Regions from separate parts of the Homo sapiens genome. Here region 2 is linked to region 1. A link is a loop called in an ENCODE intact Hi-C map of the cell type or tissue named here. Cell type or tissue: A673. All regions are shown on one strand. Each heading gives the region's core, and the rest is flanking DNA. Links, peaks and the distances in the headings are about the cores only.

The links. A loop is a pair of places that touch in the nucleus more often than their neighbours do. Peaks named below come from ENCODE experiments on the same cell type or tissue, not always from the same donor. Only the 100,000 strongest peaks of a DNase experiment are listed, where the experiment ranks them.
Region 2: it touches region 1 in a loop (2.0-fold over the local background); 8 of 110 quality-filtered maps call a loop at or near these places.

The regions. Positions count from the first base shown.
Region 1 is chr11:96,066,455-96,082,616 of GRCh38, forward strand. The region is part of intron 2 of MAML2 (mastermind like transcriptional coactivator 2); the gene reads right to left. Among named protein-coding and RNA genes, the nearest start is that of MTMR2, 150 kb to the left of the region's middle. RefSeq lists a silencer at 9,421-9,480. In A673, for the core only: no CTCF peak of the experiment used is centred there; a DNase peak (open chromatin) is centred at 8,407; H3K4me3 peaks cover 650 bases.
Region 2 is chr11:96,133,901-96,150,062 of GRCh38, forward strand. The region is part of intron 1 of MAML2 (mastermind like transcriptional coactivator 2); the gene reads right to left. Among named protein-coding and RNA genes, the nearest start is that of MIR1260B, 200 kb to the right of the region's middle. RefSeq lists an enhancer at 15,687-16,162. In A673, for the core only: no CTCF peak of the experiment used is centred there; DNase peaks (open chromatin) are centred at 9,441, 9,571, 10,021 and 11,461; H3K4me3 peaks cover 1,906 bases; H3K27ac peaks cover 1,961 bases.

The DNA of each region.
Region 1 (16,162 bases), core at 4,120-12,119:
ATAAAATTATATAGGTGGACTGGACAACACACACTTGGCCTTGAGCTACCTATATTTAGACACTTACTCTATATTGATGTTGAATCTAATGATGTTTCCTTGGATAAGAGTTTAGACCTAAAGTGAGACCAGAGTCCATTGAATCCCATAGGAATGAATTATAATAAAGAGTAGGATGAAAAGTCTTTTATTTTTCAGCAAATATTAATTAAACATTTATTATGTGCCAGAAACCCTTTGAGGTGCTAGGAATATGACAGTGAACAAAACTAGGAAGGCTGCAGCTTTCATGGTGCTTAACTTCTAGTGAAGACAGACAGATACTAACAAAAACACAAGTAAATAGAACAGAATGTCCAAAGGTGATAAAGGCTATGGAGACAAATAAACCCAGGTAAAAAGAAGAGAGGTGCAGGGGGAAAGGAAAGAGCAAAGACTCTGAGATGGGCTTGTACTTGGTGCATTCTGGGAAGGCAGGAGCGGCTGGAGGATAGAGAAATAGAGAGAGCGGAGGGAGCTGTGGTAGGAGCAGTGGGCAGTGTGTGTGCACACGCATGCATGATGTGGTAGGCAGATCTTGTAGGGCCTGTGAGGACTTTGCCTTTCACACCTAGTGAGATGGGAAACCAGTGGAGGGTTCTGAGTGGGGAGGAGACATCACAGAACACATAGCCAGAGTCCCTTGTGACATATCACAAACAACACCTAACATGCCTTCCCAAACCAAAACACTAGCCTTGCCCTTCAGAACTGTTTCTTCTGCTGGTAGCTACCATTTGCATGCATTTTTCTCAAGCCATAGCATCTCCAGAATCAATGTTCATCTGTCCAGTGTAGCCTGACACTCTTTTAAAAACAACTCTTCAAGACACGGACTGCCTTTCAAAATGCCTTCTTCCGCCAACAGAGCACACATTTAGAGAAGTAACAAAGGCCATTTCTATCCAAGCAAACGTGTTTCTTGCAGCCAACAGCATAGCCTTATAACAGTAATGTTTCTATTTCAGAGAGTAAATCTATCATCTCAGTAACAACCCTTTAAAACACAAAGTTATCACATGATCTTCTTACTCTATGCAGGATAAGTCAAGACCCAACAAATGAAACACTTCTCCTGGAAATTATATCCCATTTGGTTTTTTTTTTAAATCATCTTTTAAACCTGTCATTGGTAAACCAGATTTAGAACATTAGAACTGCTGCAAAGATTTGTTATGAGAAATCTACTGAGGGTCTATTGAGTTATTTGAATATGATATTTCACATTAATATGGACATTAAAACAGAGACATGACAACGCATATCCGTGACTGCCTCTCTTGCTCTAATTTTCATTTCAAACCCATATTACTTATACATTCCCAAAGAACAACTTCAAATATTATATTTTGCAAGCTTGTGTTTTCAAATTGCTGATTTAAAGGTCTTCTTGACCTTTGTACAGAATTCTAACATTTTTTTCCTGCTTTGTTGGCCTGAGGGTGGTGATAGAATCAAACATGTTTATAAATAGGGCCAAATAAATTGAAAATTTTTTCCTGAGAGAGAGAGTTTTATGAAGAAAATACCTGCCCAAGTTCGTTTTTTAAAAATCCCTCACCCACTGACATTTCTGGTTCAACAAGTTTTCTTCTTAATGTAGTTAAATGTCAACAAAAGTGTTACTGCTTAATTATCTGAGTATCCTGAGTCATAATAATGCATATATCACTTCACTTAGGAAATGTCTTTTCTCAATTAAATTAGCTGTTTTCACTAGAATCCTTAGTCAGCCAATGGAAAAAATAATTTTCCCCCTTATGACTTTCTCTACTACAATAATTGACCTGGGTTCGTTGTCTTTGATATTACAGAAGAAAGTCTGACTTTTCAAATACAGAGGTAAAGTAAGTCTATGAACCTATGAACTTCACTTTTGGTACTTCCCCTAGAACAGCAGTTCTCAGCTCTGATGCACAGTAGAATTTCCTGGGGGAGCTTACTTCACACACACACACACACACACACACACACACACACACACAGAGGGAGGGAGGGAGAGAGAGAGAGAGAGGCCCAACCTGAAGAGACTCTGACTTAATTGGTCTTGGGTAAGCCTGGGCATTTTTTAAAAGTACGTATTTTAGCACTTTGGGAGGCCAAGGTGAGCGGATCATGAGGTCAGGAGATCGAGACCATCCTGGCTAACACGGTGAAACCCCGTGTCAACTAAAAATACAAAAAAAATTAGCTGGGCATGGTGGCAGGCACCTGTAGTCCCAGCTACTCAGGAGGCTGAGGCAGGAGAATGGCGTGAACTCAGGAGGCAGAGCTTGCAGTGAGCTGAGATGGCGCCATTGCACTCCAGCCTGGGCGACAGAGCAAGACTCCTTCTCAAAAAAAAAAAAAAAGAAGGTATGTATTTTAGCTTGAGAACTATAGATAAAAAAGAAGCGATAATTTTTCCTTCCTTCTTCCCTCCTTTTTTTTTTTTTTTTTTTTTTTAAAGAGACAGTCTTCCTCTTCCATCTAGGCTGGAGTGTGGTGGTGTGATCATAGCTCACTGCGGTCTCAAACTCCTGGGTTTATGTGATCCTCCTGTCTCAGCTTCATGAGTAGCTAGGACTACAGGCTACAGGCATGTGCCACCAGCCCAGCTAGTTTTTAATTTTTTTGTAGAGATGGGGTCTCACTATGCTGTGCAGGCTGGTCTGTAACTTCTGGCCTCAGGCAATTTTCCCACCATGGTCTCCCAAAGTGTTGGCATTACAAGGGTGAGCCACTGAGTCTGGCCTATTTTCTTCCTTTCCCTCCCTCCCTCCCTTCCTCCCTTCCTCTCTTTCTTTTCTCTTTCTTTGTCTTTATCCTTCTTTCTTTTCTTCTCCTTTTTCTTCCTTTGTTTTCACCTATAGTGACTATTTGAAGCATTTCTATTTTTTAATTAAGATAAACAAAATTGGCTGGGCGAGGTGGCTCACGCCTGTAATCCCAAAACTTTGGGAAGCCGAGGTGGGCAGATCATTTCGGCCCAGAAGTTTGAGACCAGCCTGGGCAACATGGTAAAACCCCATCTCTACAAAAAAAGTACACAAAAATTAGCCGGGCGTGGCACATGCCTGTAGTCTCTCAGCCACTGGAGAGGCTGAGGTGGGAGGATCACTAGAGCCCAGGAGGTTGAGACGGCAGTGAGTCGCCATAATGCCAGTGCACTCCAGCTTGGGTGAGAGAATGAGTCCCTATCTCAAAAATAAATGAATAAATAATAAAATTCATATAAATAATAATGTAACTTTAGAAGATCTAATTACAGGCAGGGCGCAGTGGCTCACACCTGTAATCCCAGCACTTTGGGAGGCCGAGGCGGGCGGATCACAAGGTCAAGAGATGGAGACCATCCTGGCCAAGATGGTGAAACCCCGTCTCTACTAAAAATACAAAAATTAGCTGGGTGTGGTGGTGCGTGCCTGTAATCCCAGCTACTTAGGAGGCTGAGGCAGGAGGAATCACTTGAACCTGAGAGGCGGAGGTTGCAGTGAGCCAAGATCACGCCACTGTACTCCAGCCTGGTGACAGAGTGAGACTCTGTCTCAAAAATAAATAAATAAATAAATAAATAAGGAGGCCAAGGCAGGTGGATCACGAGGTCAGGAGATCGAGACCATCCTGGCTAACACAGTGAAACCCCGTCTCTACTAAAAATACAAAAAATTAGCCGGCGTGGTGGCGGGCGCCTGTAGTCCCAGCTACTCGGGAGGCTGAGGCAGGAGAATGGCGTGAACCCGGAAGGCAGAGCTTGCAGTGAGCTGAGATGGCGCCACTGCACTCCAGCCTGGGCGACACAGCGAGACTCCGTTTCAATAAAAATAAAAATAATAAATAAATAAATAAGGCATAACAAAAACAGGGCTGAAACATGCCCCTTGTTCACCACATTGCAGGTGAAGAGAAGGAGAGAAGAGCTGCAGCCCCTTAGGGAGCCCAGACCTGGGAGCTTCCCAAGCCAGGGCTGGGACTCCCTCTTTGGGGTCCTGCGGTGCCTGTCATCTCCAAGCTTCTGGGCACCACTGTGTTCCCTGGTGCTAGCCAGGGAAGCTGCTTGCAGTGCCTCTGGTCCAGCTGCAGCCTTGCAGAGAGCTGGTACCTGTGTAGGCACCTGGAGCTGCCCACCCCACTGGCGTGTCTGCCTGCACAGTTGCCAGACCCCGTGCTCGTTCACACACCCTTTTCTGCTCCATGCGACTTGCCCTTGGCAAGTGTGGGATCCAGGTCGGTAGTGTGAGCTGAGCACAGCCTGCTGAGTGGGCGGAACAAGCCCAGTGGGCCGAACAAAACTCAGGCAAAAGTGCCACTGGCCAGAGGTTTCAGGCCTGAAAGGCCACACCTCAAGGATCCTGTAACACAACTATGGGATGCACACAGCTATGTGTTCAGTGCAGGCAGCAAATAAATCTCATTTTAATCTCATGGGTACTAACTACAAAAGGTCTTTGACTTTTTCCTATTGTGTATCTCTGTCTTCACTGGTTAATTTGTTGTTACTTCAGCATCTCTTGTGTAGCTGAGATTTGAATACACCTGCCAGGTGGAAATAGATGAGCCTTCCCTCTAGATATTTACATGAAAGCTAAGGGGCCTTCTGAGTGGAGAAGGTGGGTAGAGGCTTAAGCTGTATTCCTAATTTATTTTCAGTTATTTAGGCATATATGCAGAATGGGACAAGAGTCAAAAGGAAACCAAGTTTTCAGGAGGGACTGGAGCTTCCCGAGGAAATAAAACTATGAAGAACTGTAGAGTCTGGTATAAACAGGGTGCTTCAGCTATAAGACCACAGAGTCAAAGGGCAGTGATTTTGCCAGCATGGCACTGGCACCTGGAACCGTCCTGAACCAGCCATCCTGGCTGTATGTGACCTAGCAAAGGAAAGAGCTGTGTGGAAAATGAAAGAGATGTCACACTAAACTTGGAATTATTTTGAAATCCACAGCCCATGGAGACGTGTAGCTCCAGGCAGTATTGGCCAGTCGGCCCACAGTGTAGCCTGGAGTGGCAGCTGCTAGTATTCAGCAGTTGCTCCTATTTAGGAGAGCTTGTCAAACTCTTGTTTTGGACTCCCAAATACCTGGGGTATAGTTGAGGGTTAGGAGTAACTTTGAACAGGATTGGAATTCTCAAATGAGAAGGTGCAGTAGAAAGGTTGTAACCTGTGAGAATCTGGTCTTGATGTTCTGTAACCTCATGGACTGGTAGACTGAAAAGACTCATGGATATTTAGGTGCACTGGAATTTATTTTTAAATTCTCCAGTCACCAAATCTCATCTCCATCTTTATTACTCCAAAGGCCTTCTTTTCTTTTTCCTCCCCAGTCCATCCTGCATATACCTAACATAGAGGGATACATTAAAACAGGTCAACACAACATATTGCCACTGGCCATTTTGAAGATTGGCTGTCTTTGTAGAAAAATCACCCCTTAAGGCAGACTTCTCTAATTGCACTGCTGGATTGTTAGAGATGAGTCCGTCTTCAGTTATCTTGATTGTTGAGCCAAATATACCATAAATCCTCAAAATGTATATTGTATTTTTTTTAAAGTTAGGTGGGGCGTAAGATTTTACAGGATGTAGAAATGTACTTAATTAGTTCAGCCTTGAAATAATTATTCTTTAAAAAACTGAAAATTTCAAGTAGCTATAGAATATCTCTAATTCCTCTCTGGCTACCATTATTTCCAACATGCAGTGTTCTTACATAGCCCACTTGCCAAAAAAAAAGCTCTTGTTATAAGGTTAAGGCCACATTTCTGTGTAGTTAAAACTTTGCTTCAGGGTATGTCCTGACTGCATATAGGTTAATGGAGCACTGCATGTTTCTTATACAATATTACCTGCATACTTGCTAATACTCGAATTCTAGAGATTCACTGGGGGATACAAATGGATCCAGCATTGATCTTGAAATCAGAAGTTCACAGTTCTAATCAGGTTTCTGAGTAGTGAATGAACTTAGAGAGAAGCTATTAAATTTCTCTTACATATATAAAAAGGGAATAATGATTTTACTAGAAACGTCTCTAAGATTCACACCACCTCTGATATTCTGAACCTAAATTTGAGTATTTACATAGTTTACATAAAGTAAGCTCTTTTGCATCAACGGACAGGGTGGCATGCAGGTAAGGAAGAAAAGGAAGAAGACGGAGTCCCCTCAACTTGAAAGAGCTCGCTGTCAAGGAGAAGGCCACTTACTGAAAGACCTACCTCATTTTAAGGACGGATTGATTACAAAGTGAACCCTGGATGGGACCAGAGATCCAACCTCATGCCAAAAGGACTGTGTGTCTAAAGCAATGACGCCAAAGCCGGCCTCTTACCCTGCTCTGCCAAAGGAAACAAGAAGGCAAATCCGCAAGTCTCCCAACATGATAAACTCCATTTGTCACCCGCTTACATGTGCCTCCAAGACTAAACTTGTCTCATGGTGGCTCCATTTCAGTTAAGTACTTTTAGACCTCAGTCCAAACCCCTTCTCTTAGGATTTGGCTCAAACTATTGATAATCATAAATTTCCATATTTATATTTCCAATCTGTGAGGACTTAAAAAAACTATTATGGAAACCAAGTACAATCTTAGGGAACAGACTGTGTATTTAATTTACACAATGAAACTTGGGCTGTAGCATTAATACTGTAACAATACTGAATAATTTAACTGAAGTGTATTACATTCTTTGTGCTGTAAATCTTTTACTTGTGAGTTTTGTGCAAAATCACCAATTTAGCCTTGCATAAAAGCTTTTGTTTGGCATTTACAGTCTCCTGTCCCTTGGACACCTCCTCCATTTAAAAAAATTAGAATTCCTTGTTGCAGATTCATTTCTTTTCTTTTCTTTTTTTTTTTTTTTTTTTGAGACAGTCTCGCTGTGTTGCCCAGGCTGGAGTGCAGTGGTGCTATCTCAGCTCACTGCAAGCTCCACCTCTCGGATTCACACCATTCTCCTGCCTCAGCCTCCCAAGTAGCTGGGACTACAGGCGCCCGCCACCATGCCTGGCTAATTTTTTGTATATTTAGTAGAGACGGGGTTTCACTGTGTTAGCCAGGATGGTCTCGATCTCTTGACCTCATGATCCACCTGCCTCTGCCTCCCAAAGTGCTGGGATTACAGGTGTGAGCCAATTAAAGGAGTCATGGCAGCTGAAGACAATGACGATTTAATGGAGTGAAGCCGATCTACTATCTTGGGTGGAAAGAGTATGATGTGGTTGGCAGTGCCTTCCACATTCCAGTTAGCCGAGTGCTGTAAAATATTAACACCAACACTGTAATAAAGTAGAAGGTGATACGGCTCTGGTTGGCTATTTATTTACTTATTTGGTAAGTTCCAGTATTGTGCTTAGAATGTACAGGTAAAAGGATCTGTGTAGATTGTGCAGGCTAATGGTGTTCTGTGGACGTGTGTTCATTTCTGAATAAGTTTTTGTTTGCTAAAGGAACTGAAAAAAATAAGATTCATGCAAGGGATTTACCAAACCGTTAAATTTATTCACTTTTCAAGGACCATCGCTTACTCTGAGGTTATGTTCGTCTCAATGCTTTCAGGCTAAAAAATATTTTTTTTCATGAAAGATGGTAATAGTAGGCAGTAGTTTTGATTTTTAATGTACTTACACAGAAAAATGAAATATAGCAAATCCATGTCCGCTTCCATACTATAAGATGTAAAAGTCTGAGGACCACTCAACTGACTATCCATTTCATTGTATTTTTAGGGAAACTGAGGCAGAGTGGCTAACTGCTTGCATGCAGTCACCCAGCTAGTCAGTTCCACTGATGCCGTGTGGCTTTCGATAAGCTCAGATTCTCAAAATACAGCAGGTGTGTGAAGGACAGTATATGCTGTACCTAACAAGTTCAAAGAGTTACCCAGAAACTATTGTCATGTTGTTTTCTGTTTATCAAACTCTTATTTGCAGTCTTTTTGGTCACATGAGAGTTTCATCAGATATCTGCAAGATGTAATTTCTCTCCCAAAACCCCAAGGAAATGCTATCAAAAGATTCATGTCTTCAATAGATTCTATTCTTGGAGAGGTTAATATGGAGGAAAGATCCATGGTCAGTCCACATTTTGTGCAGATGACGATGGCGGCGCAAAGCCACCTGAAGTCATTCACCTTTGCAACTGCATTTGGATTCTATATTGTCTGCATCAGGCATGGAGACGCCCACCGGCTGCTGTGAGAGGAATAAAAGGAGTACTGACAAACGTCATCATACAAAAAAGGTTTCAAATCATTTTTGACACCAGAATAAAAGTTAGATTCCTGTGTCTGTCTGAGATTTCGAGTTATCTTTCTAAATGGCTCTCTAATCGCATCAGCAAACCCTCAGGGAAGAGCCTTCACTTCCTTTCTGTTGTCTGTTAAGCCAAGCACACCCAGAGTGGTCAATAAATAATACTGTGGGAGTACTGGAGGGCAGGGAGTGGTGTTGCATATTTTGCTTTTGATTTTTCCTCTGGAAAAAAAGATGAATTAAGTGACAGAGTGGCAAAAGGAGTAGGCAACAAAGAAACATAGCCGGAAACTTGAGCGTGACTCTTAATTTCACTCTTTTTAGAGCTTTAATGCAAATCCAATTATGTATTTGCTTTCAGTTCTGAAGGTGAGAAATTCGAGGTTAGACATCACAAAGCTAATACATAGATTCCCTAGAGAGGATATTGATAATATTTCATGTTTTCCTCCTGACATAATATTCCCCCAAGTGAAATCCATTGCCTATTATTATTGATACTGTGCTATCCTGGTAGCAAACTTGAAATGTAAGGAAATAGGATTCTGTTCATTATTTCTTACCAGTAAAATTAATGAATCAGAGAAGAAGCTAATGTAGGTCTGTTTTATCACTAAGGTGCTCAGAAGTTCAACCTTCCTTTTGTTCTCCTTTAGAGAAGCTGTACTTACAAGCATTGCAAAGTCTGACAAATTGTATGGTGTCTATTATTATCTGTCTGTCTCCTTCCCAGACAGGGCAGGGATTCTATCTTCTCTATTTTCATACCCTCCAAGACCTAACACAAGCCAATAATATTCCATCAACCATCGAACACATATTTAAGTGCCTACAGAGTGCTAGGGAGTGTGCTGGGTGCTGGGGACTGAAAGAGGGAAGACAGATAATTCTGGAAGGTATAATGTAAAAGAAGAGAAGAGCTGAGCTAGGGGAAGTCGGGTGGGGGTGGATTTGTCTGAGTGGCTTCCCAAAGGAAGTGATGTTTAAGGGGAAACCTGACTGATGAATAGGAGTTTCCCCAAGTTCTCTTTTTCTTTGTCTTTTCAGGTTACTGGAAAAGCTAGTGAGGTTTGTGGCTGGTATCATACTGTTTAATGTGTCATCTGCTACCATGGTCAATGTGACTCTTACTAATCGGCATTCAGATAGCGCCTTGCATATTGATTGTATGCTAATACATTTGAGCCAGTTGGCCTTGCTATGTGACATTCTCATGCTTCCCCAAACGTGAACACTGAAGTGAACCTTGGGTGGCCCTGCTTTGTGGATCACATATCTCCCACATCTCTACTTTCAGAATAAATTTGTTAATACATTCTCCTCTCTCCTGCAAGGCCTAGATAGAAGAAACTCTTAATTTAAAATATTACAACAGAAAGTTATTCTGCCTTTTGCCAAGAGGTGTGATCCTCATAGTCGTTTGAAATATCATCAAGCTGAGTCTCACAGATGCTCAGGGGTGAAAGAAATATGTGTAAAACCTGGAGGTATGAATGGTGTGCATCATGTATTGTATGCATGAGCAGAAACACCAGCCTTGGAGAGAAACACCAGCTTTGGAGAGACACACCAACCTTGGAGAGACACACCAGCTCCCCTCTTACTCTGTTTACTGTTTTCTTTCTGTGAAATTTAAAATTGATTCCATGTGTACTATAATGCAAGCAATGGGGCAAGGCTGCTCTCTTTTGTCTCTCTCTCTCTCTCACACACACACACACACACACACACACACACACACACACACAGCCCTTCAGAGCTGCCTGCTTAACTTCTCACAGCAACTTCCTCCACTCGGATGGGCTGTGGTCCCTGAGGGAAGCCTCGGCATCTGAATTTGGCAGGGAATCCCATTCCCATGGAAGTCAGGGCTGCCCTCACTCCCAAGGAACAGCCTGGGGAGGTTCTCACACATTTGCCTCTGGCTTCACTACAGAATATGTACACTCAAAGGGGACAATAGAGGGGTCTCCCACACCCCACAACTCATGCAGACCCACAGACAGTTGGGAACGTCTTGCTCTGAATATGAGGAAAATGAGATCTATGTGAATCTTCACCAGGCCACAGCTCATACTTCTTGCTGCTGTCTATAAATGAATGTTAGCAGCACTTTACATATCAAAATTGTCCAAGTGGGACCTGACCTTTGGGCCTTTGGATCCATGTTGCATTCATAGCCATTTAGATCTGACCCCATTTCAAGTGTTCAGAAAAATGAGAAACAATTTTACAATAGCAAAATTGGGCCCTCCAACCCTTCCCCACAAAATTGAATGAAATACAAGGAGGAAAAACAAATGGAGATATTTGTGAGAATGACTGACTTCCTTCTGCAAACAGAAATGGGCAAGTTATCAGAGTTAAAATTGCCTTATAAAGTATCTTTATACAGCAGAAGAGATCATCAGAAATGCATTTTTTGGCTCAAATTTCCTTTTATTTCTCCCTTGGGATCTCTCTTTCTGACTTTTTACCCCAACTCTCTCTCTCTTTTTTTTTTTTTTTTTTTTAAAGACAGTCTCGCTCTGTCACCCAGGCTGGAGTGCAGTGGTGCGATCTAGGCTCACTGCAACCTCTGCCTTCTGGGTTCAAGTGATTTTCCTGCCCCAGCCTCCCAAGCAGTTGGGACTACAGGCATACGCCACCATGCCCAGCTAATTTTTGTATTTTTGGTAGAGACAGGGTTTCACTATGTTGGCCAGGCTGGTCTTGAACTCCTGACCTCAAGTCATCCACCCGCCTCAGCCTCCCAAAGTACTGGGATTACAGGCATGAGCCACCGCAACTGGCCTACCCCATCTTTTTTACTCTCTTTCTGGCTTTGCCAATGTAGGCAGTTTCAATTTCATTATATATGTGGGTCGAAACTTTATTTTAGGAATAATCTTGGATGTAAGACTACTACTGCTTTTTCAGAAGCAAACCATTTTGTGGACTGTACTCAGAAATGCAAAACACAGCCTCATCCACTGAGTCCTGCCTCCCAGGTCTGATGTGGAGTCCACAGTACAGGATGGGGAAGACTCTGGGTGTGGCTGCAGCGGTGGTGGGCCCTGCCTTGCCTGGTGCTCTTTTTATAGGCTATAGAAATACAACTGATGACTCAAAACTATTATATCTTGATAAATGAAATAAACAAAATTCAGTCCCTAACACTGGTGTGGATGGGCATTTGGGCAGTACCTACACTGTAAATGTCCATGCTATAAAGAACCCCTGGGAATGAAGAGCTCTGTGCTCCCTCCCAGGTGTTCTTCTGGCCAGTCTCCTTTTCTGTCTTCCCCTGGTCTGAAGGATTGTTCCTCTCTTCTATGAGAGTGCAGCTGAAAATGCTCATAGTCTCTCCATTTCGAACCTGGAGCCAGGCTGAGGTGGATGCCCCTTCTCTGTGGTTTCCATAGCAAAGTGCTCTGTGCACATCTGGGACTTACATTTCTCTCTTGTCCTGCAATTTTCCATTTCACTAAATAGATTGTATTTCTCATTCCACCACCATGCCTGGCTCAATCAGTGTACACTGAACACATCTCTTCTTTTTAAAAGAATGTAATATTCTAGAAATCATGGATAGTACACTGTGTTATCATGGATAGTACACTGTGTTATCATGGATAGTTCAATCATAGATAGTTCAATGTCATATAAGTCAAACAGACTTTGGATAGGCTAGCAGGAGGACTTAATGCACTTTCTTTAAATTGTTCCTACAGGAAAATCTGTACCAGAAATGCCAAACAACTGAATTCAAAATGAATTTCTGGAACTCAACACTCAAAATCAGAGACGGTTCAGAGAGCAGGTATCTACTGCTAATTTCTAACTAAATGAAAGGGCTTCTGCTTCTGAGAGCAATGATACCGGAACAGGAACGAAATGCTGCTAGAGAACAGTGCTGGAAGTGTGTCGACAAAACTGTCTTCTTGTTCTAGTCTATGCAACTTCCCTTGATTAATGAGAGCCATGTCTAGGTGAGAAAAGCAATCAGAGGGCTTCAGCTGTGCCAGCATAAATGGAATACATCAATGGTACTGTTGGTGCTTGCACATGAGACCTGTCAGTAAATTATCCACTAAAAAGTAATGATTCTACCTTCTTTCATTCATTTTAAATCCTATCCTATGTCTCTACTCTTTGTGCTTACTATTCTGCTTTGTTTCCAACAAGGATATCAATTCAAATTTTAAGGTGTGGAGCTTGGAGTAGTCTGCTGGTACAGCAAGCAGTAAGAAGTGTGCTTCATTCCTTCTACGTAGTGAATTTTCCACCTGTAATTCTGAAAGTCCTTTAGGCAGGAGCTAAATGTGATAAATGTCAGCAAATGAACTGATTGGCATAAAAACCAAAATTCACCAGAGAGAAGGGCAAAACCACCAACATATTTTCAGTTGTAACCAGATCAGACTCTAATTGCCTAATACCTAATAAATAGGGGAATAAAAATCTGAAATCTCCTTTAGAAATAACTATTTTAGAATTTCATGGAAAATCTAATAATAAAACTTGATGTACTTGGGACTATGAAAATAATTTAAGTCTTTAACCAGACTTAAATTATATACATACACATGTATATTACACACACATGTGAAAAGGGAGAAAATAGGCCCAGAAAAATAACAATTATCTGACATTGGATTAAACACATGATTGAGCAAATTCCTTGAGGGCAAGGATTGTGTATTTAAGCTTTTTGGCTGAGAGATGCGGTGTGTGGAGAATGGCAAGAATCAGATAAACATGGATCTGGATTCCAGTTCTGCCACCTGCTTAACCTTAAGCAAATTACTAAGCCACTCCACTCTCAACCTCTTCATCTGCAAAGAGGAGAAAATTATTTCTATTTCCTAGAAATGTCATGGAGAAAGCACTTGGCATATAGTAGGTGCTCAACAAATGAGGCTTACCTCCTTATCCCTTCTTTGCATACTCTGTGGCACCAAAGACACCTAGGAAGCTTCTAACACTTTCCCCTTCACACGCCCTTGGTCAGGAAGCGACCATCAGATGAAATGCAACAAAATGAGAGAGTAAACAAACAAATAGAGAGACAAAAGGGATCCAGAAACAGGGAACCTGATCAAGGAAAGGAGTGAAGAGACTCTAAATATGGTGGCAGGAAGTCGTAGGACGACAGCTGTATCAGCAGGCCTAGGGAACACCCATTAAGGCTGTGGCTGGGCACAGAGGGCTGCTGTGGAGATGAGATGTATCAGTGTGGAAAACATATTGAGAAATGTTTCACAGAGCTGTTAGATGGTATGAGATGACAGCCAGAGATGTAAGGAAACTTCACAAATGAAAGAAAAGTTAGGTATATGACCCCTGGATAAGAATTATAATTACAGTGTACTGCTTATCTCAGCAGTAAATACTATTTATCCCTTCATAAATTCTGAAAACACTTATCTAAATTTTTTATCTGACTATATTGTGGCTAAAGGGAAGAGGAAGAAAGGGTTGAAAATAGAACTAAAATCTTCATCTACTATAATAAGATGTAATGGATACGGCCTAAAGTTAATAAATCAAGAGGTATCAGGTATGGATGCATTTAGGCACATAATGGTAAATACCAGGAGAAGCAACTAAAAATGATGAAAGTGGTTTCCTCCTGAGACTGAAAAGAGTGAGGGAAAAGGGGCCAGGGAATAGCTTTTGCATTTTAATATGATTTGTCTTTTCAAACTATATTTACGTGTTACTTTGATAAAGGTAAGACTCAAATTTAAACATGAAGACAGTAATTGCATTTTGGAATCATAAAATTCAAAATAATAGAATAAAATTGTAACAAAGGCAGTGAGCAAGGCCTGATGAGTCAAGGTAAAATCCTTAGCAGCAAGTTTGGGTCCAGACTTCTTGTGTTACGTCTCTCATTCCCATGCTCTTCCTACCACACAGCATACCCCAGTTATTACATTTCTCATGCAGTTGGCATGGTTTGCCACATATAGGCAATGATTAAGTATTTGCCGAATGATAAATAACTACACCAATTGCTGAATTGTTTTTTCTTCATGGTGATTTTGAATGAGTTTCGTCTGGGAAGTGCAGGCGTCATACCTGGAGTTCATAGTTTTGTTCTATCTGAAGGAGTAAGATTATCACATATTGAAAGGTTTCAGAAAGCTGGCCCTGAAACCTGAACCTGATTCTGAGGTAGACACTCCTCAGGTCTAATCCATTTTACATAATGCATGGGTTTGCCAGAGACTCGTTTGAGAAAACTGTTATTTGAGTGAGGCAATATAATGGGCATTTTAATTATGCATTCCTATAAGGTCTGTATGCCCTCTTCATGGGTTAAGCTACAACACTGGTTTGCAAACTAAGTCCTGAAGGAACTTAAAGTTCTGGGAGGTGCCTTAGGAAAATCCTGAAAAGGCAGGGGGTGAGGGAGTGGGGAGGAGGATAAGGGATGAAAGACGTGTTCTTGCTAAAAGAAAGTGTGAAAACTATTGAAATACATCTTCCGAAAACATTATACCTATAACCACATTATCTCAGCTTCCTGGAGGAAAGCCTTTACTGAATTAAAGTATAATACTGAATTAAAGCATAATATTCATTATGAATATGAATATTTATAATATTCATATAAGATTTTATAATGCAGCTTAAAAACAGAAACATCAAAGTCAACAGTGTCATGGTGTCTTTCCAAAATTCCCAGTGGAAGATGTCCATCAAGTTACCTAATTCCCCTGATGATAAATGTACCTTTGAATTTATTTCCAGGAAAAATTTGCCTCCATTTAATGAATGTGTATGGTTTTCATATATTTAAAAAAAAAACTTCTGTATTCCCACATTCTTCCTTTTGACCTTAGTTGCTTGGAAACTCAGAGTTAAATGAGGGCTCAGTTTTGAAAATCACCCATTGCAAGTTTCTACTAATATTTAATTTGTATTATTTTATCGGAGGGTGCTTATTTGCAATGAGAAGCAAACTAACGTTTGTCAATTGCCTTCAAGGCGCAGGCCCTGTGTTCGTTGTATATCTCATGGGTTATTTCATGCACCATGGAAAATTTTCAACAATCCTGAAAAACAGGTATTGTCATTGTCATTTTACAGATGACACAGCTTAGTTTCAGGGAATTTAAGTAAGTTGGCCAGAGTCACATGGACATGAAGATATTTGCAACAGTTTTGAAGTAATATATAAATTCTCAATAATGTATATTTTATATTAAAATTCATATAAAATTATTCAAACCCATTTCATTTTCGTTGATTTCAAGATTATACAGCCTACATATACACACACCCCCATCGCATAACTTCTTTTCTTTCTTTCCTTTGTCCTGCCTTTTTTTCTTTGCCTGTATATTGACACTTTCTCTCAGGCACTGTGTTTGCCCTTGGTGGTACAAAGATCAATTACATACAGACATGGTTTCCAGGAGCTTGAAGTCTAGTAGATGGGTTAAGGTATGGACTTAACTACAATTCAAGGTAGAAAGCAATGAATGTAATGAGAGATGCAAAATGCTTTGTGAGTTCAGAGAGGGGAAAAAGCAATGTCATGGTCCCAGCCCTCCAGGAGTTCACAGTTCGGTGGACCAGAGACCTAAACGAAATTATAATACAGTATGGTAAGAACTATACTGAAAGGTTTGCACTGTGCTGTGGGTACTAGAGGGAGAAGAAACTAACTTTGTTTCATGAAAAGGAGTGATTATAGCAACATGGACACTCAGGGAAGGGGATGGAGAGAGTGAAGGGCTGGGGTTCCAAGATACCAGCAGAACTGCCTAACAAAGTGGACAGGATGTTACAGCCAGTAGGGATCAGACAGTGGTAGGGCAAAAGGCATTCATAGGGAGGAGAGCTGACGCTGTGAGGTCGAGCCCCAGGAAATGATTGTATCTGGGGTAAAGCTGC
Region 2 (16,162 bases), core at 4,971-12,970, 68 kb after region 1:
GGAGTATCACTTGAGCCCAGGAGGCAGAGGTTGCAGTAAGCTGAGATCATGCCACTGCACTCCAGCCTGAGCAACGGAGCAAGACCCTGCCTCATTGAAAAGAAAAAAAAAAGAAAACAGAAAAAAGAAAGAAAGAACAGTTTATAATTAGACATTGCTGACAATTATTCTTTGTAGTTGTTTAGTGCTTTATAGCTCATAAGGTCTTTGTAATGGTTCTCTAAGACTTCTTTACATTCTATTAGTCTCTGAATATGACTTACTGAAGATTATACAGCTAAGTGGCAGGACACAGGACTCTATTTTTTCCTTTAAAGTCCTTATTACAAAATAAATACAAACTACTTTGTTTACTTGTTTACTGTGTTTCTCACCTATTGTGTTACTCACCACTACTAAAGTTCCAGGTAAGCAGGCACCACACCTGCTTTATTCCTCATTGTACCCCAATGCCTGGAATAGTCCTTGCACATAATACATTTTTGATGCATTTTTAATGAATTAAGGCAAGATATCAAATGTCTCTGATTCTAGTGCTTTCCTCCTTATACAACATTAGTGAGTACTTCAGGATTCTGGGATTATTTATTTGTTTAGAAGATCATGCTTCCCATATATTTGAAGGCAGTCAAACTCTTGTTCAAATACTATACTGAAATAAAAAGAGTCAAAGAAGTTTTGCTGTATGTAAATTAGTCTATACTTCTTTCCTTCAAATTCTATTCAACATGTCCAGCTACTTGATACATAGAAATTTTATAATAATATTCTCTACTTTTACTTACCACATTGTGGTAAAAAGTAAGTGGCATGTTTCAACTAATCCAGCCAGTATTGCTTTTATTTCCTCAAGCTAAGAGGGGTAAACAGAAATGGTTACCATGGAAAGTCATAAATACCACTGACTGCTATTTCCTCATTTGCTACTCTATCATGTATTAGGAGAATAAACCAAACTCTCCTTCTAAAAGTCGAGTTGCAGGCATGTGTAGGGCATTACATCCAGAGCTTCTGCAGTTCATTAGATTGCCCAGCTATAGCAGAAGTAGGGATGATAATAACAGTGGACACATATTGAGCATTTACCCAATGCCTGGTATTGCACTAGCAACATGCTATGGTTTGAATGTGCCCCACAAAGTTCATGTGTTGGAAACTTAATCCCCAAAGCAAGTGTTGAGAGGTGAAACCATTAAGAGGTGATTAGGCACAGTCCTCATGAATGAGTTAATGCTGTTATTGTGAGAGTGAGTTAGTTATCATGGGCGTGGGTTCCTAATAAAATAATAACTTTGTCTCTGTTCCCCCTTTATCTCTTGCCTTTCCATCTTCTACCACGGTATGACACAGCAAGATGGCACCTTACAAGATGCCAGCCCCTTGGACTTCCCAGTCTCCAAAACTGTGAGAAATAAATCTTCATTCTTAATAAATTACCCAGTCTCAGGTATTCTGTTATAGCAACACAAAACGGACTAAGACAATACATTATCTCATTTCATCCTCACACCAGGCCTATCAGTTAGGCCTGATATTTCTTCTTATTATTACACTTTTACAGAGGAAGAAGCTGATACTTAGAGATGTTAAGTTTTTAAAGTTCACTCAGCTAGTAGGTGGCAGAAGAGAGGTCCCAATCCAAGGCTTTTTTTTTTTTTTTTTAAACCGTGGTAATGATTTTATAGTATTTTTGTGCTGGAAATAGATAACTGAATGAAACAAAACTGAATAATTACTTACAGTAAAGGTCAGCTTTTTCTTACAATTTGTGTAGCTTTATTTCCTAAAAATTGGCATTTTTTTCCTATCTTTAGAGGAGTGATTCTTCTGGCTCGCTGCTCAAGGCTGCATTCTTAATTCCTAATAGTGACATACATCTCTGAACCTGGGAGGTGGAGGTTGCAGTGAGCCAAGATCATGCCACTACACTCCAGCCTGGGCAACAGAGTGAGACACCATCTCAAAAAAAAAAAAAAAAATTATATTGAAATTAACTGTGGACTCCTTGCACCCAGCTAAGAGCTTGGGACACAGTAGATACTTAATAGATTTTTGTTGAAATGAATTAATTTTGAACTAAACTTTAGTAACTAATCCCATTAAGTGAAAACCAGCATGGCACCAAGCCGACCTGCACTGAGGTGCCAGTGAACTCAATTATACGTGATATGTAAACACATCTAGGAATCAACGTTTTGATCTAGAGTATGAAGAAATCCAAGACTATAGGTAGACATAAATTATTTGAAGAAGTCCAGGTTATATCTAAATATAAATCTATACAGTAAGTCACAATTATCTAAACTTTTCCCACTTACCATCAGTTTTCTCCTCTTCCTTTTTTTTCTTTGCAGAATGAGCCGCATAATTGCTTCAATTTGCCACTTCCCTCTGACAGATGTAGTTATATGTATATATGTAATACATACACACATACATACATATGAGTTGAAGTCAATTAAGATAACAACTGACAAGAAATTAAATATTTAAAGATGTTGTTGATTATGTAGTTATCACAAATGTCTATTTAGCATCCCATATTGGAAAGAAAACCCCACCATGATTATCTCATGTTGGCAGTCTTCCCCCACCCCCCAAACTACAACTGCTACATAGTTACTTAGAGCCTTAATTCACAGTTGTTTATTTCCTGCTTTCACATCCAAAGTTGGGGAAAACAGACCATGGTGAATTTCAAATTTCAGAGCTAATAGCATACTTCTAGTATGGTAGGTATTTATTTAACTTTAATATGAGAAGTTAGGCATCTGTTTTTCTTTCAGCTGATGACACAGTTCATTTTCTCCTCAATAATAAAGAAATTTCAAAATGCATGAAAGCCCACTTTTTGCTTCATTTCCTGTAAATAACTTTACACTTACTTCAAAGCTGACCTTTCACTTAGATCAAAATCCCTGTTACTAAGACCTTGCAGAGAAGAGAACTGAATCAATAGGATGAACATTAAAATAATTGTATCTTGCTTTATTTACTGTACCCTGAACATCTTTGAGGGGTTATAATTTCTGGGGATGCCCTGAGCACTTTGAGTGAAGTATCTGCCAAAAATCACATCTGACTAGTGCCTTGTTATTTTTTTCCACTGTTGTTTTTTAAAAAATGCCATCAGGGAAGCTTAACTACAACAATTCTCTTTCAGTGTCGTCAATTTTCCATGAGTTCAGGCAGGCCACCAAACAGATCTCAAATACACAGAAAACTGTAAGTGGAAACCGGGTTAAAAGGGAAGGAAATGTTGCATGCACTTAATATCATAGAAATCAAGTATAAAGAACAGACTGCTAAATTGTAGAGTGAAATCAGGTTAACCATATTGACTGGAAACCGAATTCAAATTACCTTGCACTTGGTTCTGGGGAGAAATGAGGAGGCTTTAAAAATAGACACCACTGTTTTTGGCCTTTGTTTAAAATAGTGATTCCCAAGACTAAATTTCTCTTACTGTCTCTTACACGCCTGGATCAAAAGAAGCAAATCTGACTAGTTTAGAAAAATCTTTAGGGAAAACCCAATTCCTTTGTCTCTTCAACAAAGACTTTGAATAAGAGTTTAAGTTTGCTTTAGCCTGTGCATTTTAAGAACTGGACAACACATGTACTGGGAGCCAGAAAGAGTTTCCTCACATGATCTAAGCTTTGGAATTCCTTTGTTTCTTGCCTTTCAGATGGAAAAAGAATAACAAGTATGGTATTGTCCACAAACTCATTGACCATTCAGTCTCCATTTTAATATACTACACATACACTGTGTGAGTGTGTCTGAAAGACGGTGGGCAGGGGAGACAGAAGAAACTGTGGGTGTTTATGGTTAATATTAATCACTTGGATAATGAATATTATTATTAGAAAATTAGAATTTTATAATTGCATTAAACCTGAAAATTATTAAATATATTGATCTTTAATACTTGGTTCCTAAGACTGTTATTTTTTAACAATCTTTTTTATGTGCTAATTATATGAAAGGGTAGTCTCTTTCAGTGAAATAATTCCCCCTTTCCATCCTTTTCCCCACAATATTCCTGTATCCATCAAGAACAATGTCTTTATAACTGGTAGGCTTTTTGGCCTCTGTCATTCCTATTTTGAACCAAATGATTAAAAAATGACTGTGGTAAATGTTAGCTAACTTGGCGTTATTAGGGCCAAAAGAAGTCCTTCACATATTTAGGCTAATAAGAACACAGGATTCCGGTTTTTTGTATACCTCAAGATCCTCCTTTTGTAATCAAAGATTTGAACACCCAAAAATGGTGACATGAAGCAAGGTGGAATGCCAAAAAATGAAGAAAAATATACTTTCCTGTCGTCCATGCTGATACCTGTGTTTGTTGGCTGAATCCCTGAAAGCTATTCCTTTGTCTCCCTCTTCAAGTACTGATTTCCAGACAGCCACCTGACCGCCACCTGAGCTCATATTACTGCCCCTTGCCTAGGAGATCTTTGTATAGCTCCTAACTCTGAAGCTTTGTGGCCAAAGGAAGTTATTTATGCCATCTGTAAAAGAGGGAGCAAAATGGCTGCCTCTTATATTGTGTTCCACAAGGGTGCTCAGGAAATTTATGAAAAATCTATTCCAGTGACTGCTGAGATATGAATGTTGAACTCCTAATGGCTGCTAATGGGCGATCTTATTGCACTCTTCCTGTTTTCCTTACCCCCAAGTGGTCAGCCAGCATTCAGAGAGGGTAAGAAAGATGGGGGGGTTGGTGAATAATGATTGCCGGGTAAACCACCAGGGACTGGGTTTGATAATGCATCCTCACTTGGAAATGCCTGAGCAGGAAGCACCTCCGAGACATAGTCCAGGAAGGCCCCAAAAAGCTTTCCAGGTAGAGATCGGTGAGTTTCTATGATCCCCAGAACCTGGGAATCCTCCTGACAACTTTGTATTGTCCTAGGGTGCTTGATTTATCTGGCTGAGTCCCTTACTTTTATATAGACCAGTTTTCTAAAACTTGAGGGCAGATGCTTGTCTTCTACCATAAAATGCTGGTAAGAAAGAGATTTCACAACCCATTCTAAAATTTAATTTTTCTTTAGTCTTCCAAAAATATGAAAAGTCACTAGTTATACTTTCTCATGTAGTAAATTCCAGAACTCCCTTGTCATTTGATACTTACAATACCTTACAAGGAAGATATGCCAGAACCATGTGGTAATAAAACCTTTTTCCATATATATATTGGTAATGTTCCACAAACCAAATCAGCTTTCCTAATACAACTTTGTACAGCGATCAGATACATTAGGCCTATCACTCACCACTGAAAAAAGACAGTGGTGGCTCACACCTGTAATCCCAGCACTGTGGGAGGCCGAGGCGGGCAGATCACGAGGTCAGGAGATCGAGACCATCCTGGCTAACACAGTGTAACCCTGTCTCTACTAAAAATACAAAAAATTAGCCGGGCGTGGTGGCGGGCGCCTGTAGCCCCAGCTACTGGGGAGGCTGAGGCAGGAGAATGGCGTGAACCTGGGAGGCAGAGCTTGCACTGAGCTGAGATCCCACCACTGCACTCCAGCCTGGGCGACAGAGCGAGACTCTGTCTTAAAAAAAAAAAAAAGACAGTGGTATCCAACAATTATCATATCAAATACTTGATATATAACAGTTCCTTTTTTTTTTTTGATATATTTAAGAGAGAATAAGAAATCCCCAACCATGTTAAATTCTTTACCAAGAATCACAATAATTTTTTGATCCCTAGAGAAAGGTGATTTGACAGCAGGAAATCTGACCTCTGGGGCTACCTCTCCCCTTTACCTACTCATAATCATTTTGGTCAGCAACAACTGTTGTTTTTCAGTGTTTTTCATAAAGACAGTGCAGAAGCTCAGGGCAATACCAGATGATGGCAAAGACCAAAATAATACAAAATACTCAAGCAAAGGCAAACATTAAGGGCCTTTGAAATTTCCGTCTCTGTTGCCTATTCCCACTCTTTCCACCCACATCTACTCTCCGTGATGCAATGAAGGCCTGGGTATGTGGGTAGTAATGACTGCATAATTCTATCTTTAAAAAAATCTATTGAATTAAGGAAGCTGCAGAAAATGAGGAAAACTTATTGAAAACCATCAGAACGAAAAGTTCTCAAACCCAAGTAAATTGCTGCTGAGGCTTATCATTGATGATGTTTCACTTTCTTTATGTGGTTAATTGCTTCCTGCCTCCATAGATGATTTTATCCATCTTTATCAGCTTTTGTTTTGTTATTAGTGCCCAGGCATTGGCATGGTTCATCTGGTACTCCATTAGACTTGTGGCAAGCACAAAAGCCAGGACTAAAGGAAGAAAATTAATTGCTTACCCTGCTAATATCAATTCATTTTCACCTTCTTGCTTTGGCCTGACTTCACCATACTGTTGACAAGTTATATTTTTCTTGTTAGTTCTTTGATCCTCAAAAGCTAAAAATCAGCCCAGATAGATGAGAAAGAAAAGACAGCATTAAAACCACTGTTATTGCCTCTGGTGAGGTATGTAGTTTTGGGCTAAGGCACAGCCCTTCTGCCCAACATGAACAGGCTGAGATGAATCTAAGCCAATTTTGATGAATGGCCAGCAGAAGACAAGATCTTGGAGTTTCTTTGAGCAAACCATAAGAAGCTACTCTCTAAATTTTGCTGACTTTATACCAGAGCTCTTACATGCAGAGGCACTTCTCAGCTCCAGTTGATATAGCCTGGAGCAGTGCTGCCAGAGGTAGCAGTGTTGCCCCTAGACGTCACTCTCTCCATCGTTCAGTAGTTCCCAAAGGACCTTCCACCACTCCAGATCTACATGACAGATACCTCCAGAGTCTAGAACTTGAGGGTCAGGCGGCTCTTCCTCCCTCTAGAGCCCACCAGTCTGGATTAGGGTAAGCCTATGGGCTAAGGAGGTCAAATACACTTGACTGGCTCCATTTATTCCATCACGGGCCATGCTAGGAGCTGTCATTTTAGGGACACACAGGAACATCACTGTCTCTGTCTTTCAAATGGCTTTATTTGCTGCTTTTGACTCAGGACTAGGTTGGCCAGATGTAATAAGTAAACATATAGGATGCCTAGTTAAATTTGAATTTCAGACAAACAAGTCATTTCTTAGCATAAGTATGTCTCATGTAATATTTGGCCTGTCTTTACCATACTGTTGACCATATCTTTATTGTTAGTTATCCAATACTCAAAGGCTTAAGATAAGCCTAGGTATATGGGGGAAGAAGGATGACATGACATCCTTCTGGTGAGGTGCTTACTTTTAGGCTGGAGTGCAGCACATTTTTAGTACAAATATGTCCCATGCAACATTTGAGACATACTGGAAAACAAAACAAAACATTATTTGCTGTTTACCAGATATTTAATTTTAATTAAGTATCTTGTATTTTAATATTTAAATTTAATTAAATATCTTGTATTTTACCTGGAAACCCTACCAGGACCCTTGACATCTCCCCTGAAATACAAAGGAGCAAAAGATTCCCTATGCACAGATAGTTCTTTATCTTTATACTACGTAAGAGGCCCCAGCTAGAGCCCCAGTTGTGCTTACCCTGAGAACAGGGCATATTTAGGTCTGTCAGATGGAGAAGAGAAATCCCACCAGGGTCCATTTAAATGAGGAACCAAAGAGTATCGCAAGAAAAAACTCATCCTCAGGGATGAGAGCCAAGGTAAATGAGTTTGAGGCACTATCATAGAAAAAGGGGTGATTCTGAGCACAGAAGACCTCCTCCCTCCGATTGCCTTCCTTCTCCACACATAAGGACCAGGCCTTAGCAATGGGGGTGGTGATACAAAGACACAGGGCATAAAACAAACAAAATAATGTAGCTTTGGAATCAGGAGTTTCTGTATCAGCAGGGGAGCACCGTCAGCTTGAAGCTAGGACCGCCTCCATGTCCACATCGATGGGCACTGGCAGCAGAGCTGGCACTGTGGCCAACATTACCAACAGGGCTGTCTCTGCAGGTGCTAGCGGGACGCATCACCACAGCAATCTGAGGCAGGATGAGAGAAAACTAGCCAAGGCGTTGGGGCGATCAAAAAAGCTAGCCTGAGAAGATATTCATTTAATTAACATTTACCAACGTATAGCATGCAGTCTGTTATGTGTAGCTAACAGTACAATGAAAAGATATGATCCCTAATGTCATGGTGCTCACAATCTAGTGCAGGAAAGCAACAAGACCAGAGACAATCACAATATTGTATGGATAGAGCTATAATAATTTGCAAGCACATATGAGGGGCACCTAACCCCTCTTCAGTTTGGTAGAGTAGGTTTTCTGAAGAAATGACTTCTATGTTGAAACCCAAAGGACCAGTAAGAATAATTCAGGAGGAAGAGTCCATATGAGGTGCCCCTAGAAAATTTCTCATCTATTTGGGAGAAATCTGAAGGGGCTAGAGTTCCCATCTGAATGATGGAAGAATTAGGGAAATCTTGATTTGTGAATGTTACTCTGACTCTCTTTTTCCCTGTTAAACTGGTATGACTGGAAAAATACCCACCACTTGCTAAGGGCTTATTCTGAGAGTTAACATTGAGAAAATACCATGGTAAGCGTAAATGACATGGAGATCTAAGATCTCATAACCCTCAGGTTCCAGTACGATGTTATTGCAGATTCTCTGCAGCACCTCACCAGTTTGCTGACATTACATAGGCAAACAGTATTCTTTGCCCTATATTTTGCACTTTGAAAGTCCTTTTATACTAAAGAAAGTATTGCCAATGCCAAAGAACGAAATTATCCTTCCTTCCCATTGTCAGATCCAGGAAGGGATCTCATTTACAAAAGCAACCTAAATGCAGCATTGATGAGGTTATTGCTTCTCCTCTTGACGTATCTCTCCATCAGGTTTTGCAAAACTGATTTCTCTTCCTCTGGTCAGAGCAGCCTCAAAATAATAGGTTTCAGAATAAGAAAACAACTATTTTTTTGTTTAATCTTAATAATAGGGTATTTCAGGTTTGTCTAATGAAAACCAGAAGCTGATGATCTAACACAATCAAATACTAGCTTTTGTGCAAAAAGAAATAGTAAAATAACGTAGGACCTTGTCTAAATAAGACTTACAACTGATGCCAGCTAAATGGGAAAAAATAGCAATAACCTTTTAAAACATTAATTTAGACTTTTATTGGAATACAAAGGATCTCTAGTGTCTGAAAGCAGGCATTGTCTCTCTTTTTTATTTCAACAGAACTGTGGCTTGAATACAACACAGCAGGGTGTGTGTTTTCTAAAGTTGGGTCATTATCAGAGTGTTCACTGCCGTTTGCCAATAAGCCTTTATTTGGCAAAGTTTAAAACTGCTGACAAATGGGATTCTTCCTGTAGCAGTATAACATGGTACAGCTTAAATATGCCTAATTACAAAAGTCCTCCAAGGGCAGTCAAGAAATCTATGCTTTTGAGAAGATTCAGATGGACAGTCCTCAAATATTAATAGGAAACAGGAAAATCTTTGAGCCCTCGGTCATGTCGCTCTTGCTCCTATTATTATGGATTTTAAGTTGCAGGGGCCTGTGAGATTATTCAAAACAATGTCTAGTTTTATCCGAAGCTGCAGGGATTTCCGATTTCCATAAATTTCTCTGGAGACATTTAAGAGGCGGTTTTTTACTTCTGCACACTTTGGTCCGTGGGTTTCTGTGGGTGTGTGTCTGTAACTTTCCTTCCCTGTTCTAATTTGTCCCTGTTCAGAGACAAATAAATTGGAAGATTATTATCCAAAACTCCAAACAACATTAATTCCTTGCACATATTTTGTGCTTTTAGACTCCAAGAATGATAATAGACAATCTCTTTAGAATGTGGAAGGGGGACCAATGTCAAACCATTTAATCACAATCTCCACCTCCAGGAGCCCCTCTGAAAGAACAGAAGCCTTACTTGAACTGGATTTCATGGGAAAATCTGTGCCGCGAACCTTGCTCTCTAATTATAGCTGGGGGAACGTGAGGTTTGTTTGGAATCAGATGTAGCTTTCCACTACCATAATTACACATTTTATTTCAAACACCTCACTGCAGTGTTTGAAGATGTTAGCACAATTGCACTAAGTATCATCCTGGAGTTCTTGCTTGGGAGGTCTGGTAGAGAATGAAGGAACAGGACAGCAATTGAAATGATGAGTTTATAGGAGTCTAATAATTTCATGGCTGGAAGTATGACATAAAGAAATGAGCTTGGGCTTTTTATTCAGAGCTGGGAGTTCTCGTCTCAATTCTGCAGCCTAACTGATAAGACCTTTTACTAACCAGGTAAAACAATTAGCAACTGGGATCACATTGCTGGGAAGATGCTGAGTAACATTAATTAGAGTCTCAAAGGACTTTAAACAAATACGTACATCTAGAGAAGAATTTTTATAATGTAGTTAAGAATGCTTATTGAGAAAGAAACTCAGTGTCTATAATCCATTGCTGACTAGCATGCTTAGCTATGGTTAAATCTTCCAGTAAGCCAAGAATGAGGGGAGAAGAGGGAGGCAGGTTGGGACGAATAGAGTAAGTGGTAGAAGTGGGTTCTGTTCAACCATATGTAGAGGAATTAATCAGCTCTTTTTCATGGATTTAGGGCCCTCAATCCCTATATAATTCCTCAGATATTTGTGCTACCTGCCCCCTTCCCCTCCATGTAGCTGACCTTAGAAGATTAGAAGAGAGAGACCACTGGGCTTATTATCTGATGAATGGCTCTGTTTTTACTGTGAAATTATAGGAAGTGGTTTAAATTGAGAATAATAGAAACAGTAACAAATAATAAGAATACTTGCTATCCTGTGTTAGATCATCTGGCAGGCTATCTGATGAGAGATAGGGTTTCATCTCGGGAAGTTTTAGAAAAGAGGCCAGATATATACCAAGTACTACTCTAGGTATTTCACAGACATTTTGTTTCACTCTTATACAAATCCCGTGGAAGAGAAATGACTTTCCTCATTTTAGATTCTAGGGAGTGACAGGGGACAAGTCAAAGGTAATTTGGAGTGAAGGCTGCCCTGATCAACTTCCAATGCATTGGATTATTTTCATTTCATCATTTTCTCAGTGCTATGGAATCTTTGTGATCCATTAATAATATTAATAATAATCCCTACATTTGTATGGCATTTAATACTAATGGTTTTCAAGGAAGTTTCACATGCATTACCTCACTGGACTCTCAAAAACAAGTCTGTGGGTTGGGCAAACAGGAATTATTACCTTCATTTTAAAAATAGTGAAACTGAAGCTCAGAGAGGTGGCATGCTTTATTTAGGGCTAAGACCAGAGTCCAGCTTCTGTTAGAACTAAGCCTTGCTTCCTGTTTTCCCTTTGGAGACCTTGAGGAAGACCATGAGCCGCCAAATAGCTACCATGATATTGCTAAACCCTGTACCAACTCGTGGACAGTAGTCTCATTAAACGCTCAAGATCCTTGGATGGAGACCAAGAACTCTCTATCTCTGCAAAAATCTCTACAGAAACATTTTTCTCTTTACTCTGCCTCCTCATTTAAATGCTAAAATATTTACAGTGAGTGATAAGTCAGATAACATCATGCTGCCTTGTGAATTTTTAGGGAAAAGATGAAGAGCACATGATAAGGCTGGGAATTTTCAACTGCCTGGCACAGTGGAAGAAATATTTGTCTAGGTGTTAAGACGTGTGGGTTCTGGTCCTGTCTCTTTCACTTATTAGCTGTGTAACCTGTTACTTGTTGTGTTAAAATAAATCCTCTAACAGTTTCCTAAGTTATTAAAGGGACTGTCCTGATAAAATCATGATGTGTGAGGGCTTTTAAAAATTGTATACTTGTTCGGGCGTGGTGGCTCATGCTTGTAATCCCAGTACTTTGGGAGGCCAAGGCAGGCGGATCACCTGAGGTCAGGAGTTCGAGACCAGCCTGGCCAACATGGCGAAACCCCGTCTCTACTAAAAATACAAAAAATTAGCCGGGCATGGTGGTGGGTGCCTGTAATCCCAGCTACTAGGGAGGCTGAGGCAGGAGAATTGCTTGAACCTGGGAGGCGGAGGTTGCAGTGAACCAAGATCATGCCACCTCACTCCAGCCTGGGTGACAGAGCAAGACTCCGTCTCAAAAAAAAAAATTGTATACTTACACGTGTGTGTGCCACACACAAACATTGTGACATGCAGTATGATCACATAAAATATGGATGATTTTCAATCTACTCCTATAACCACAAAGTGAGGGAAAAGGTTTATATATCCATATCATTGTGGTAGCATGGTATCTTACATAAGAGCACCCTCAGGATATAATTTTTATAATATTATTGGTAGCAGGAGCTTAACTATTTGAAGGAAACCAGATAGGTTTCTTATAAGGAATTCCATCTCTTGGGATCCTTGAGCAGGCCATGAGATCTGGTAGGTTTTGACAAGAGAAAATGAGAAACCATGCTCAGGGCCAGTCTGGCTATATGTACTCACTACTTGCTCATAGTTGAAATGATTTTTAAGAATTGTATACAATATTGCTATTAGCAGTGAATCGGGGAGGCAGGACAGGGGACAAACCATGGGACTCAGAGTCAGAAAGGGCTGAGTCCAAATCTAAGATATATCACCTGCCAGCTGTTATGAGTCTGTTGTCTAACATTTTTGACCTTCAGCATCTTCAACTGTGTGAGCTGATCACACCATATCATAGTTTACTTTGAGGATTAGATGAAATCTCTGTGTAAAGGACCTCAAATACTTGCCATGAGATAGGTACTCAGTAAATGGCAGCATCAGGGTTTTCTACACTCCTCATCCTACAACATGGACTCTGAATACAGCAGTGAGGCAGGATTGTGTCATCCAAACTTGAGGATTCCTCATCTATTGACAGTTGTTCATTTGGGTTTGTAAGAGAGAAGTAGTTTGATGTTGAAAATGCTGTTGGTTACTTATTTTTGTTGAGATTCTTTAAAAGTGAAAAGAGGCAGTTGACAGCCTTTTTTAATGCAGAAGCTCTGAGAAAAATGGTGCCAGACCAACCTGTTTTGGCACACTCTTTGCTGAAAATGAAAGGCCATGTGATCTCCTGGGGATCATGAGACTTGAGTTCAACCTTTCAGCTACCCCAGAGTGAGATCATGTTCTATCCTTCATTTATTAAGAAACCATTTATAGAATACCCACTTATGAGTTAGTGTCAAACTCATTGTAGTGTACTTAGTATCTGGCTCATTGTAGGTGCAAGAAAATTTGTAATAAGTAATTATATGCATGACTGAAGAAATAATACTATATATGCTATACAGCTAAACTTTTTTCCTCAATACTTCCTTTTCTATAAGATGAGTGATGTGGACTATAATCTCCCAGCTACCCACAAATCCCCAAGTTTTAACTTATATATTTACATGGCTTTAGATACAATCTAGGTCCCTACATGACTGTAATATGGATACATAAAAGTTTATAGCATAACCCTTATTTTTATACTTCCTGCACTTATCATTTTTTTCATCCTTTATCCTTGAATTCATAACAGTCTTAGGAAATGATTCATGAATGCATTAAACCCTCCCTTAATCAGATACATGAAAAATTATAGTGTTAGTTTATATTTTTTTAAATCGTAGATCTGATTTATGGCTTTTATAGTTCAAGTCAGAAACTTTTGGATTCGACTCTTCCATGAGCAAAGGCTATGTGCTTTAAGTAGAAAAAGTTTCTTTACCTTTTCCACGTAGGTGAAGAAACAAAGACAATTTAACTAAAACTTTCCTTTTTTCTTTCTCTCCATTGATTTCTGGCTAAAACCCTTCTTGGGCAAATTTTGCACCAAAGTAAACTGGTTATAAGGAAAGGAAAATGAATTTAGAGATGATGTAGTTTTTTACACTCCAGTATGATTTCCGAATCTATCACATGCACATTGTAGGGGTATTGTTCGGAGCAAAGTATGCACTTGGGGTACCCCTGTGTTGTGTCTTAAAAGGGGGATTGTTTTTGCCACAGGACATAGAAAAGAATGGTCTGATGCATGCTAGTCACATCACCTGCCACTCTGAAAGAACAGTCAGGGGCTTTAGGCATAATGAAAATGAGGAGTAAAATGCTGGGTGTTTATCTCCAGCATTCCAGATAGAAATATATCTCTGTCCAATGAGAAGCATCTCCTTTAACAAGACTGTGGTGCATTCATCTCTCCTGCGTATACACGACGAGCACACCTCATCTGTCACGTCGGGACATGTTAAAAGGAACCCTCTTCCCCTGCTCCTTTCTACTCTGAATAAGTAATTATGAAAAACAAATCATTGCCATGTCTCTTTCTTTCTTCATTTTTATTGGGTTTTGTCTGCCTGTCTCCCGTGGACATAAAGAATTGTTCTGTTCATTCAGATTCAATGATTTTCTTTGGGGGGTTGTTTCAGATAAAACAGAAGGTCTGATTTTGTCAGGCATGCAGCTCTGAAAGTCTCTTAGAGCAACTATACATATGAATTTGAGGGCAAAATGTCACCCTCTAAGTGAACTGAATGGAGAAAACACAATAGAAGTCTGTTAAAATGCTGCTTTGGGTAACATGAAAAAAAAAAAAGCCTAGGTGTGGTCATTCTTTCTGGAGGCCTGGTAGGTGCCTGTCTACACTATGATTTGCAGGGTGCCTACCCGCCTGAAGCTGAACATTATTTTATTTAATGCATTGCTTTCCCTGAAATGTTGGGGATCAATATGAAGTGGGGAAATGTCCTTCTGGCCTGAAAAGTCTGAAAATTCTGAAAAATACACACACACACACACACACACACACACACACACACACACACACACACATAAGCACGCACACTACCTGATAGGAGAAGGCAGGAAGAAGTAGTGTGTGTGTATGAGAAAGACAGACAGCACATGTGTGAGCTGATTAGATGATCTCATAAAGTGGTTTGGAAACCAAAGGACAGAGGAGTTGAGACAAAGCTTTAAGTCCATCTACATTTTGACGAATGGATTCTGCCCAGGCAGGAAGCTAGAAAGGCGTAAAACAGGCCCAGTTAGCATGGATGTGAAATTGATTTCTGAATCCTGACCTCACATATAGCCCTATTGCTTAAGGCGGCATCTTAAACCTCGTCACTTTAGGATCTCCCTCTTAAAGGTTCCAGTAGCCCTCTGTGACGAACATTGCCTTCCACTGTGACATGCAACCCAGTCATGTGCCTCATCCACGGTATCACAGAAGCTCTTCAAAATTGAAAAGTAGGCCAGGTGTGGTGGCTCACACCTGTAATCTCAGAACTTTGGGAGGCCGAGGTGGGCAGATCACAAGGTCAGGAGTTTGAGACCAGCCTGGCCAACATGGTGAAACCCTGTCTCTACTAAAAATACAAAAAGAAAGTTAGCTGGGCATGGTAGCATACGCCTGTAATCTCAGCTACTCAGGAGGCTAAGGCAGGAGAATTGCTTGAACTCAGGAGGTGGAGGCTGCGGTGAGCTGAGATCACGTCACTGCACTCCAGCCTGGGTGACAGAGTGAGACTCCGTCACAAAAAAAAAAAAAAAATGAGAAGTTAAGTTTTCAGCCAGGCGCAGTGGCTCATGCCTGTAATCCCAGCACTTTGGGAGGCCGAGGCAGATGGATCATTTGAGGTCAGGAGTTCAAGACCAGCCTGGCCCACATGGTGAATCCCCATCTCTACTAAAAATACAAGAATTAGCCGGGCATGGTGGCATGTGCCTGTAGTCCCAGCTACTCAGGAGGCTGAAGCAGGAGAATTGCTTTTGAACCCAGTAGGCGGAGGTTGCAGTAAGCTGAGATCACGCCACTGCACTCCAGCCCAGGCGACAGAGTGAGACTCTGTCTCAAAAAAAGAAAAGTAAAGTTGTCCTCAGTCTGTCTCTGTTTGCCTCTGTCTGCTCTCTGTCTCCTTCTCTTTGTCTCCTTCTGTCTTCTCTCGGTCTCCTTCTCCTTCTCTCTTCTAAATTTCTCTGCTGATCTCTCCTTCTTCCTTTGTCTCTGCCTGGCTCTGCCTGTCTCTCTGTCTTTATTTGATCCACCGCCATGTTCTTAACTGTCACCTCAATGCATATGACTCCTGAGTCATCATGGCCAGTACTAAATTGTCTTCTAATTTGTACTCCAAAACTTCTAACTACTTGTTGGATATCTTCGCCTGAATATTCTACCCCTCAA